Linked DNA regions of Mus musculus: all the other regions are linked to region 2. Evidence: chromatin loops called from intact Hi-C (ENCODE). Cell type or tissue: left cerebral cortex. All regions are shown on one strand. Each heading gives the region's core, and the rest is flanking DNA. Links, peaks and the distances in the headings are about the cores only.

The links. Peaks named below come from ENCODE experiments on the same cell type or tissue, not always from the same donor. Only the 100,000 strongest peaks of a DNase experiment are listed, where the experiment ranks them.
Region 1: it touches region 2 in a loop (4-fold over the local background); 18 of 42 quality-filtered maps call a loop at or near these places.
Region 3: a loop joins it to region 2, with 10 times the contacts of the local background. A loop is called at or near these places in 14 of 42 quality-filtered maps.

Annotation. Positions count from the first base shown.
Region 1 is chr10:26,709,871-26,712,943 of GRCm38, forward strand. The region is part of intron 1 of Gm48893 (a long non-coding RNA gene); the gene reads left to right. Among named protein-coding and RNA genes, the nearest start is that of Gm48893, 16 kb to the left of the region's middle. In left cerebral cortex, for the core only: a CTCF peak has its summit at 1,396 (motif pointing right); a DNase peak (open chromatin) is centred at 1,392.
Region 2 is chr10:26,371,496-26,374,568 of GRCm38, forward strand. It overlaps L3mbtl3 (L3MBTL3 histone methyl-lysine binding protein), which reads right to left and starts at 2,577. Exons shown (of 22, transcript NM_001359254.1): 1 at 2,206-2,577. In left cerebral cortex, for the core only: a CTCF peak has its summit at 1,615 (motif pointing right); DNase peaks (open chromatin) are centred at 1,624, 2,319 and 2,697; H3K4me3 peaks cover 1,517 bases; H3K27ac peaks cover 565 bases.
Region 3 is chr10:26,539,090-26,542,162 of GRCm38, forward strand. No RefSeq gene overlaps it. Among named protein-coding and RNA genes, the nearest start is that of Gm30034, 110 kb to the left of the region's middle. In left cerebral cortex, for the core only: a CTCF peak has its summit at 1,317 (motif pointing left); a DNase peak (open chromatin) is centred at 1,311.

The DNA of each region.
Region 1 (3,073 bases), core at 287-2,786, 340 kb after region 2:
TAACACATTTTTCTAGTTATTTGTGAATAAGCAACTCAATCTCTATACTGTAGCAGACTTTTATGGAATTTAGATTTTGGTAAATATTGGTTCTGGGACAGTATTAGTACATGTACCAAGTAAATGACATTTTATTGTTTGACTTAAGCTTATAGCTAATACTTAGGATGTTCTATATATGGTAGCTGAGATACTGTGCATGGTAGGTGAGGTATATGCGTCAATACACTCATAAGATAAAGCAATGCTGGTTAATAAGCCTATTGGAGAGATATTAAAATGTCTTCATAGAATTTTACGTATAAAGCCTGAAGTCACTGAGCCAGTAAGTGTGAAGAATGATGGGCTGAGTCCACACTGCTTAAATGCCCACTGCTCTTGCCCGTGACACTGTACTGCTCTATTAACCCAGGGGAAGAGCTATAAGCAAGCAATGCTGCAAGCGTTAGTTAACAGCCCGTGTTTAAGTTGTCCAGGAGGGTCACAATACTTCTGTGTTAGAGGTGGCTGTTGCTCAATAATGCCATCATTGATCATGAGCTCTGTTAAGGACTTAGTATTCTCTCAAAAGCGTTTCCCATGACCACTGTCAGAGATAGCTATGATGTATAGCTGACCGATATTATACCTACTTTATAGATGATGAACTGCAGTTGAATGAAGTATATACATTCCCAAAATTCTCAGTTATTGGTCTGTCTAACCAAAAGTATATTACTACTTGTGTGTGTGTGTGTGTGTGCGTGTACCTGTGTGAGTGCATGTGCACGCGTGTGTCTGTGGAGGTGGGGGTATGTACACGTGTATATCTGGGTACATATACAGAAGCCACAGAAAGATATCAGATGCTATGCTACTTTAGATTAAGTCTTACATCTCCTGCCCTGTATTATTCCCTGAGACAGTGTCCCACACTGCTAGGCCATCAGACCAGAAGCCCTAGCCAGCCTCCTGTCTCTGGCATCCATATCGATTGGATTCCAGGCATGCACCACCATGCCTGGCTTTCTCATAGGTGCTGGGACCTCAGTTCAGGTCTTTATTCTTGCACAGCAAGTTTCTTTATCCACTGAGCCAATTCTCTGGGCCCCCATTACTTAATTTTTTAAGTGAATATTTCATGTTCCTCGGTTTTGTTCTGCTGAAATCCTTCATTGGTAATGATGAGCAGTAGACATCAATAGAAAAAACAAGACTGTCCCTCCATGTCCCAGAACAAAGTCAAGTACCTGATCTATTAGTAATTATCTGAGTATCACTGCCAGAAAGCAGCGACTTCACTTCATGGGAAAGAACAAAGGCAGAGCATTGAATTAGGTTTGTTCTTTGTGAAATCAGGCTTCCATTTTCCTAGCCAGGCTTCCACAGGAAAACTTAGTGAAATATTCTCCCAATGGCCACAAGATGGCGGTGAGAACAAAAGAGACAGTGAAATTTATAAACCACATGCAACCCTCCTTTCAAACAGTTGTAGAATTTATTTTCTATGTGTCTCGTTGAATTCAGACTAATAACCAATGTCAGAAATATCTGACCTTCTATTTCTCCAATATGAAACTGTGTTTTATTTCCAATTTGGAATGGAACTTTGATAAATTTGAGAAAATAGCCAATTCTTTCTTTCTCTTTCTTTCTTTCTTTCTTTTTTTTTTTCTTTTTTTCTTTTTTCTGAAGATTAGCCAAAAAAAGAGAGCTCCTGGCATCATGCCTATTCAATAACTTTGGCCATCGCTGTAGCAAAATTATAGTAAATTGAATGTACGAAAAAAATAAGAGTCCTGTGAGCTCTACAAAATGAATTTCTATGCTATTTTGGATGACAATATATTTATTATCAGTAATATAGACTTCTGACATTACACAAAAAGTAGAGTCAAAATTCTCCCAAACTTCATGTTCAGAGATGAAACCAAAAACATAGGAGACTTTGTTTCTAGGCTGTGAAACTGGCCGATTGTGGTAATTTATTCTTATATCAACTATTACATATAATTTTAATTTTAAACATTCTCTTATTTATTATATATGTTATCATTTATGTGTGGGATCAGAGGCATGCAAGTGTCAGGGCACAAGTGTAAACCTCAGAGGACAACTTGAAGTTGGTTCTCTTTATCTAACACATAGAAGCTGGGAATCAAACTCAGGCCTTCAGGCGTGGTGGCAAACCCCTCTCCTCTCTGAACCACCTTGTTGTCATATAATTTTAATTTCTTCACTCTATCATCCCTGCCTCTTTTGAGACTTAGACTCTAGGGAAACAAGTGGAGTGAAAAGGTAAAAAGTAGAAAACAAAAAGCTAAAGGCTAAGGAAAACTATTGTGTAGCTGAGTTAAAGACTGAGTGTTTCTGTTAGATGCCTTAATTTGACCAGACCCATATAATTTTGCTTCATATACCGTATATCTCATATACCATAGAAAGAATGGCCATCAAGGTTAGAAGGATCGGTCTGAGCTCTGTCCTTTAATAAAATTAAGAGCTTTCTAGTGTAGAAGAACGATGGCGTCAGGAAGGGACTATGGGAAGAGTTGTCTTTCAGAATCACAGCTGCAGGGTGAAGCCATGAAACTCAAAGTAAGGGTGAGCCAATGGTTTCAAAGCAAGTCTGCGACTTGACCTATCACATGCTAACTGTGACTACTATTTGATGCTGTTTGGCTTCTCTCACTTAACTCCCCTCTCAGTTCTATGATGAAGGGGGCTTGAATATCTAATCTATCATCCATCTATCTATCCATCCATTCATCTGTCTATCATCTATCTATCTACTGATGGCCTAAGGACATCCTGCAGTCAGCCCACGTTCAGGTGGTTGCCAAGTGATGGCGCCAGCTCTAATTTCTTAAGGCCTGAGACATGGGAGCACATCCGTGCCATCTTGTAGAGACAAGTGATAATCACACATTCGAATTAGCATATTCTTCAGCTGTTGTCTCACCTCTCTGGTCCTTTGTCTTTCCCTCCATACCCCATTGACCCTAGAAAAAGAGATCACTTCAAAAATGTTGAAGCATCTCTGGGGCCCCCTGACCAACAATGAGACAAAGGATTTTTTTTTTTTTTTTTTTTT
Region 2 (3,073 bases), core at 352-2,851:
CAGCCAAGAAAGCACAAAGACCCGAGTTCAGATTCCCCAGCACTTCCCTAAATCCCTAAATCCCGGAGCGCTCTCCTCTGTAACCTGAGCACTGGAGGGAGGGCCTGCAGCTCACTGGCCAGCCAGTCTAGCCAATCAGTGAGCCAGGTTTGGAGAGAGGGAGGGGGGAAAAAAGGATGACTGGGAGCAGAGCAGGAAAGCTTGTAACTGTAACAACTCAAGCTGGTCTCTGGCCTCCCATGCAACCATACCAAAGGCACACATACGCTACGGGACACTCCTTTTTGCCCAATGCTTCTTTCACCTTTTCAAGCACGCCTACTGTCTACTTGTTCAAACATTCAAAGCAGTTCCCACAAACTTAAGTTTTGTTGTTGTTTTCCTTTCTACTAACCCTGTCACACACTCTCTTTAATTTCCAGCTGCACTGGAAACCAAGTGTCCAGTGAAAGACATCTGTCTGGTGACCTTCAGAACTGCTGTGTACCCCCAAGACTTCTTTTAAGGATCTAGCATTGATTATATTGGAGGAAAAGGAAAACAAACAAACAAACAAACAAACACCCTCAAAGCACTCTCATAAAGCCCTCGCATCCATAATATACAATTCAAACTCAACACCCATCACACCACACTGCACTGTGTATTCAAATTAACTAGGTACATGTAAGGTGAAATTAATTTTAATCACTCACATCATTCCCGTACTCTAAACCACATAATAAAAATTCCCATTGTAAATAAGACTGTTACCCAAGCACCAGGAGGGAAATACAAATTCAACTCCAGCCTGAGCTACATAGATGGATGGACCCTGTCTCTTTCACTGTGACGGACAGGTGGTAATTACAAGAATGATTCTATACAACCTTAATCCCTCCTGTTTTTATCCTTAAAATTCAATGTTTTTTTTTTAAATACAGAATACACACTGGGAAATAGTTATGTAACCCATGCATATATAAAGTGGTTTAAATCGTAAATTATACAAAGTATACTGAAATAAATGTTTTTACTCAGTGAATCAAAATTACACCGTTACGAGAAGATACTATGTATTTTATGAGTATATATTATGTAAGTTTATACGTAAATTGTTGAATAATTTGTTAGCCTGAGATTATATGCATCAGAGACACATACAAAATGATCAGTTCATATAAAAGCTAATTTCAGGTTTGTTTTTTTTTCAGTTTTTTGCAAAGTGCTAAGCACAGGTTTCATTTTGACTTTTCCTTAACATTCCGAATTAAGCTACCTGCTATGAGTCGTAAGAGGGGAAATAAAAAAAAAAAAAAACGGAGGTACAGATGATGGTAAACAGAAGACAAACTTTCTTATCTAGGGAGTGTCAATCTCAAATCTCAGAATAAAAAGCTTTGGTTTTCTTACTGTATGCAAGAAAGGATGGAAATCACAGGGTCCGCAAGCTTAGACGTCATTGTTCTCTGATTTACAAAACTTCTATTTCGGACTAGCATCCTTTCTCACATCTGGCTGCAACTCAGGTCTTCTAATTACTTCCACGTCTAAACGGACTGCATGTAGCTACAAGTAAAGGCCAAACTTTGGTCTTGTCTCTCGAACTTAAGATGCGTTTAACCACTAGAGGTCCCCCCTTGGCCAGTTTTGCAGGCTCACTATTTTGCTGCACTTGAAACTTTCCGGCTCTCTACTCGAGTCAGTGTTTTTCTAAAAACTTGCGCAAAAATCCACGCAACCGAGGTAGCCAGTACAGAGCTTCCCGGGCTCCCCACACCAATAAAGGCATCATAACCAACCACCTACGAAAATTGAAATGAAAATTCAACTCACTCATCCCAGGCGACGCACCTCCCCCCCCCCCCCACACACACACACACTCAAACCGGTTTCTTATTTCTCGTCTCAGTTTCCCTTAACTTAGAACAATTCTTTAACATCTATTTTTGTTCCTGGGCACTTTGGATGATCTTAAATGCATGCTTTTGGCGGTAGCCCCAAGGTGGCAAAGGAGCGGGCCAAGGGATGCAGAAGGCGGGGGGGATGGGCCCAGCAAACTGCGCCCGAGAAAGTTGCATAAGGAAAGAGACTCCGTTTTTCGGGTCCCCCCCCCCTAAAAAAACAAAAAAAAGAAGAAAAATAAATCAGCGGGGAAAGGAGAGGAAAAGGAAGCTGGGCGGTGGCTGCAGGAGGACAGAGAAGGAAAAACCAAAGCGAGTTTACCTTCGTGTCCCCGTGGAAGGGTGGGGCAAGAGCCCTGACCCACGCGACCCGGCAGTGCGGCTGGATCTCCCACCCGTTTGGTCGGAGCGCGGACGGACAGACAGACACCACGGCCGGACGCGAAGAAAGCCGCCACGCTGGTCAACTTTCTCTCACGGCCCCGCGGTGGGCCGTGATCGGATCAGATCCGATCGTGAGGTTCGGGTCCTAGAAACCCCCACACACATGCACTTTTTTGCCTTTTGGATTTTTTTTTCCTTTTCTCTTTTTCCCTTTTTCTATTCTCCCAAGAAGGCGATTAAAGTTTTCCCTCCGCCAGTGCGCCCCTGGCCCCGCCGCTCTCAAGTTTGCCTCCTCCTCCGGCCGGCGGCTGGCTGGCTGGCGGGGCGCGCGGCGGATGCCTCCGCTCCTGCGCTTCCCGATCCCCACCCCCGCCGGCCTCTACTTCCCCCGCCCCGCCGCCGCTGCGCGAGGCCGGCCCCGCCGGGCCCAGGACGCGAGCGTGGACCAGACAGTAGCCCATGAGCGCAGATCGGCGCACGCACGGGTGGCGAGGCGGACCCCGGCCGCCGGCCTCGGCCACCCGGGGCGGCGGTAAACAAGTTGCAGGCTCCACGGCCCCCGCCGCAGCCCGCCACCGCCTCGCCTCGCCTCGCTCGCACGCCCGCGCCCGCACCGGCGGCGCTGCGCGGAGAAGATCGCCGCGACGGTGCGGGTGCCCGGCCCGGCCCCGCGTCCTCCACCCCGCGGGGACGGCAGTGTCGAGCCCGCGCCGCCGCGTTCCCTAAAAGCACTTTCCTGCTTCCAGCAGGAGGAAAAAAAAAAAAAAAATCCAGCGGAGGCTTTATTTCTTTCTTCTTCTTCTTCT
Region 3 (3,073 bases), core at 287-2,786, 170 kb after region 2:
TTAACTTTTTACAAAGACAGTGCTGGTAGTGCTCTCCTAGGCTGACCTTGAAGCCCTGATCTCAAGGGATCTGCTTACCTCAACCTCTCAAGTGCTTGGGATCTTTACATGCCTCACACCCTGCCTAGATTTGCTTAGATTATTTTAATAAATGTAACTAATTTTTATGAGGTTGTTTGTTAGCCCATATTTTTGTGCAATAATTCATTCAATGATACTATTCATATAAAATGGGTACTTTTTTCTTCACTAGATAGTGGAGAAACAGGCAAAAGATACCATAAAAAGAAGAATCAATACATTCCCAAAACAGAGTCTTCTTTAGCATTCAGATCTTATTTGATGATGTTAATATCAGAAAACAAGAGACCTTGAGGTCCCAGTGACCTACCCTAGAAAATCTATTTTGTTGGCTGTGCATCACTTTCTCTGTCTCTTGTCTAGGAATCTTATTTCAGACTTCACGTTGAAGGATTGGTAAGCTCTTGCTGCTCACAGAGGGGAAGAACATGAAAGGCTATGGGAACTCACAACAGTCCTATTGGTTCTTAGGCTCATCATATTCACTTGTGTGCCACTTGGCAGGCACACATGTGACCAACACCAAGGTCACAAAGATAAGGACAGAAATCTTTCAAGAAGAAATTGCCATTTGGGCACAGTAACATAACCAACCATGTTTTCACACTGTGGACATAATTCTGCTGCCACACAAGCCTGACAGTTTAGAACCACATTCTACTAACTTCAGTGTGACAGTGTATTTCCCACTCCTTGGAGGTTTGAATCAAATAGAAAAAAAAAAAAATCCCAGCAGGGCTTCCAATTCCTAGATCCAATATGATCTAACACTAGGGACCATACATACCGACTCTGTGAAGACAGCCATGCAACTCTAGAGTCTGAAGTTCAGGTTCTACTAGGAGCTGCGTTTCATCATTGCTGTGCCTTCAACCACACAGATGCCTTTCTTTGATCGCTCATCTGAATTGAATTACAAATGTCCATAACCCAGATATTCATTCTGTTAAATGGCAGATTCTAAAGTCACATACCAACTATCCTTATTTTTGTAATATAAAAAAATAAAAGACTTCATGTAAGACAAAAGATAGCTTGACTCCTCAAAGAGGTCATTTGTCACTTTTAAACTATTAGACTTATAGAGTAATGTCATTACTAATAGGTGGAACACCTAGGGTTAACCAGACTCTATAGATTGTACTCTATAGGTTAATATGTACATAATATAACATATTTACAGTGTTCTCTTTTATATAAGTCAATGTGTAGATTGTTTGCCACCTAGTGGCAGTTGTTTTCAGCTCAGTCATTAATATTCATGAGCAATTTTAATTAGTTTGGCAATGTGCTTTTTTTTTTTTAAAGATTCCAAAGTCATAAAATGTTTAAAAGTGTTGACAATGACATTATTCTGCTCCAGCAGACATTTTTAAAAAAAAAAAAACTTGCAAATTTGATTTATATTTAATGCCTGACAATGACAAATGAGGGAGAGGATTCAGAAGTCATTTCCCGTTGTACAGAGAGTGCAGAGAATGATAAAATGAACATTCCAGGTTTTAGCAAATAATTCTAAAATCTCCCTTGGATGTGAGTTTTGTTTTGTTTTGTTTTGTTTTTCACACTCATTGTGAAGCAGACCATAGACACATAGATACTAAACTCATTATTTTATTCCATCACATTGGTTTAGGTAAGAGGTTCTCAACCTGTGGGTTATGACCCCTTTGGGAATTGAATAACCATTTCGACAGGGGTCATTTAAGAACATCAGAAAACACAGATATTTACATTATAATTCACAACACTAGCACATCTACAGTTGTGATGTAGTGAAAAATCATTTTATGGTTGGGGGTCACCACAACATGAGGAACTATATTAAAGGCCCACAGCACTACAAAGGGCAAAAACCACTGGTCTATGTGATTCTAAAGAGTTATTCAGTTTTTCCTGGAAGTCATGTTTTAATTTTTAATATTTTATTTAAAAATTACTATAAATTCTCATTAGATTTTGGGCATAAAGATTGGAATAGTTCTCACAAATAATGACATCCTATTTTCATATAAATTCATAATGTTTTCCCAAATTTTGGATCTCATATACTGAACTATATTAGAATAGCTGGGAGCAGCTGGGCAGTGGTGGTGCATGCTTTAATTCCAGCACTTAGGAGACAGAGGCAGGCAGATTTCTGAGTTTGAGGCCAGCCTGGTCTACAGGGTGAGTTCCAGGACAGCTAGGGCTACACAGAGATACCCTTGAAAAACCAAAAAAAAAAAAAAAAAAAAAAAAGAAAAGAAAGAAACAATTTGAAAATGATTGTAGAAGGCAGCATGTATGGCGCCCACGGTGTCTGCCTATGGGCCACCAGGGCAGAAATGAGAGCTCAGGACTTCCTTGAACAAAGCTACAACAGAATCTTGAGCTCTAGGTTCAGGTAAAAGACCCTGCTTAATACTCAGAGAGAATAATGATTGAGGTAGACAGGCAACATCAATCTCTGTTTTCCATACACACATATACCTGCACACAGAGGCATGTGCTGGAAATCTGCACATATACACATACGAACACCATGCACACACATGTATACAAAAAGAAAGAAAGCCAGGAACAAGAGAAGAATGAAGTAAAGTGTGAGCGGATGAGGTAAGGCTTAGATGATAACAGGCCTCATGCAGAGATCAACGATCATGTGCCTTAAACAGAACTCCAGAATAAAGAAAAGGAGTTCTGATTCAGATTAAGAGGTCTGAGTAATATAGCTGGATGCCTTTTTGTTTTGGGATAAATTGTAAACAGCCAGAAGTTATTTATAACTGAGTTCACTGGGTGTTGAATTTTTGACAATGCAGCTATTAAATACACAGTGACCAAATTATATTTTGATCTTAAGTGTAGCAGACTGATTAAGAAATAATCCTTGATAAGAAGGGGATTAAAGAACAAAGGTTAAAAATTGACATCTAAGGAGAGAAGTGGCTGTCTTCCCCTTGGTCATCATCTCTCAACTTTAGAGAGTTCATTCTCCCACCAAAACCAA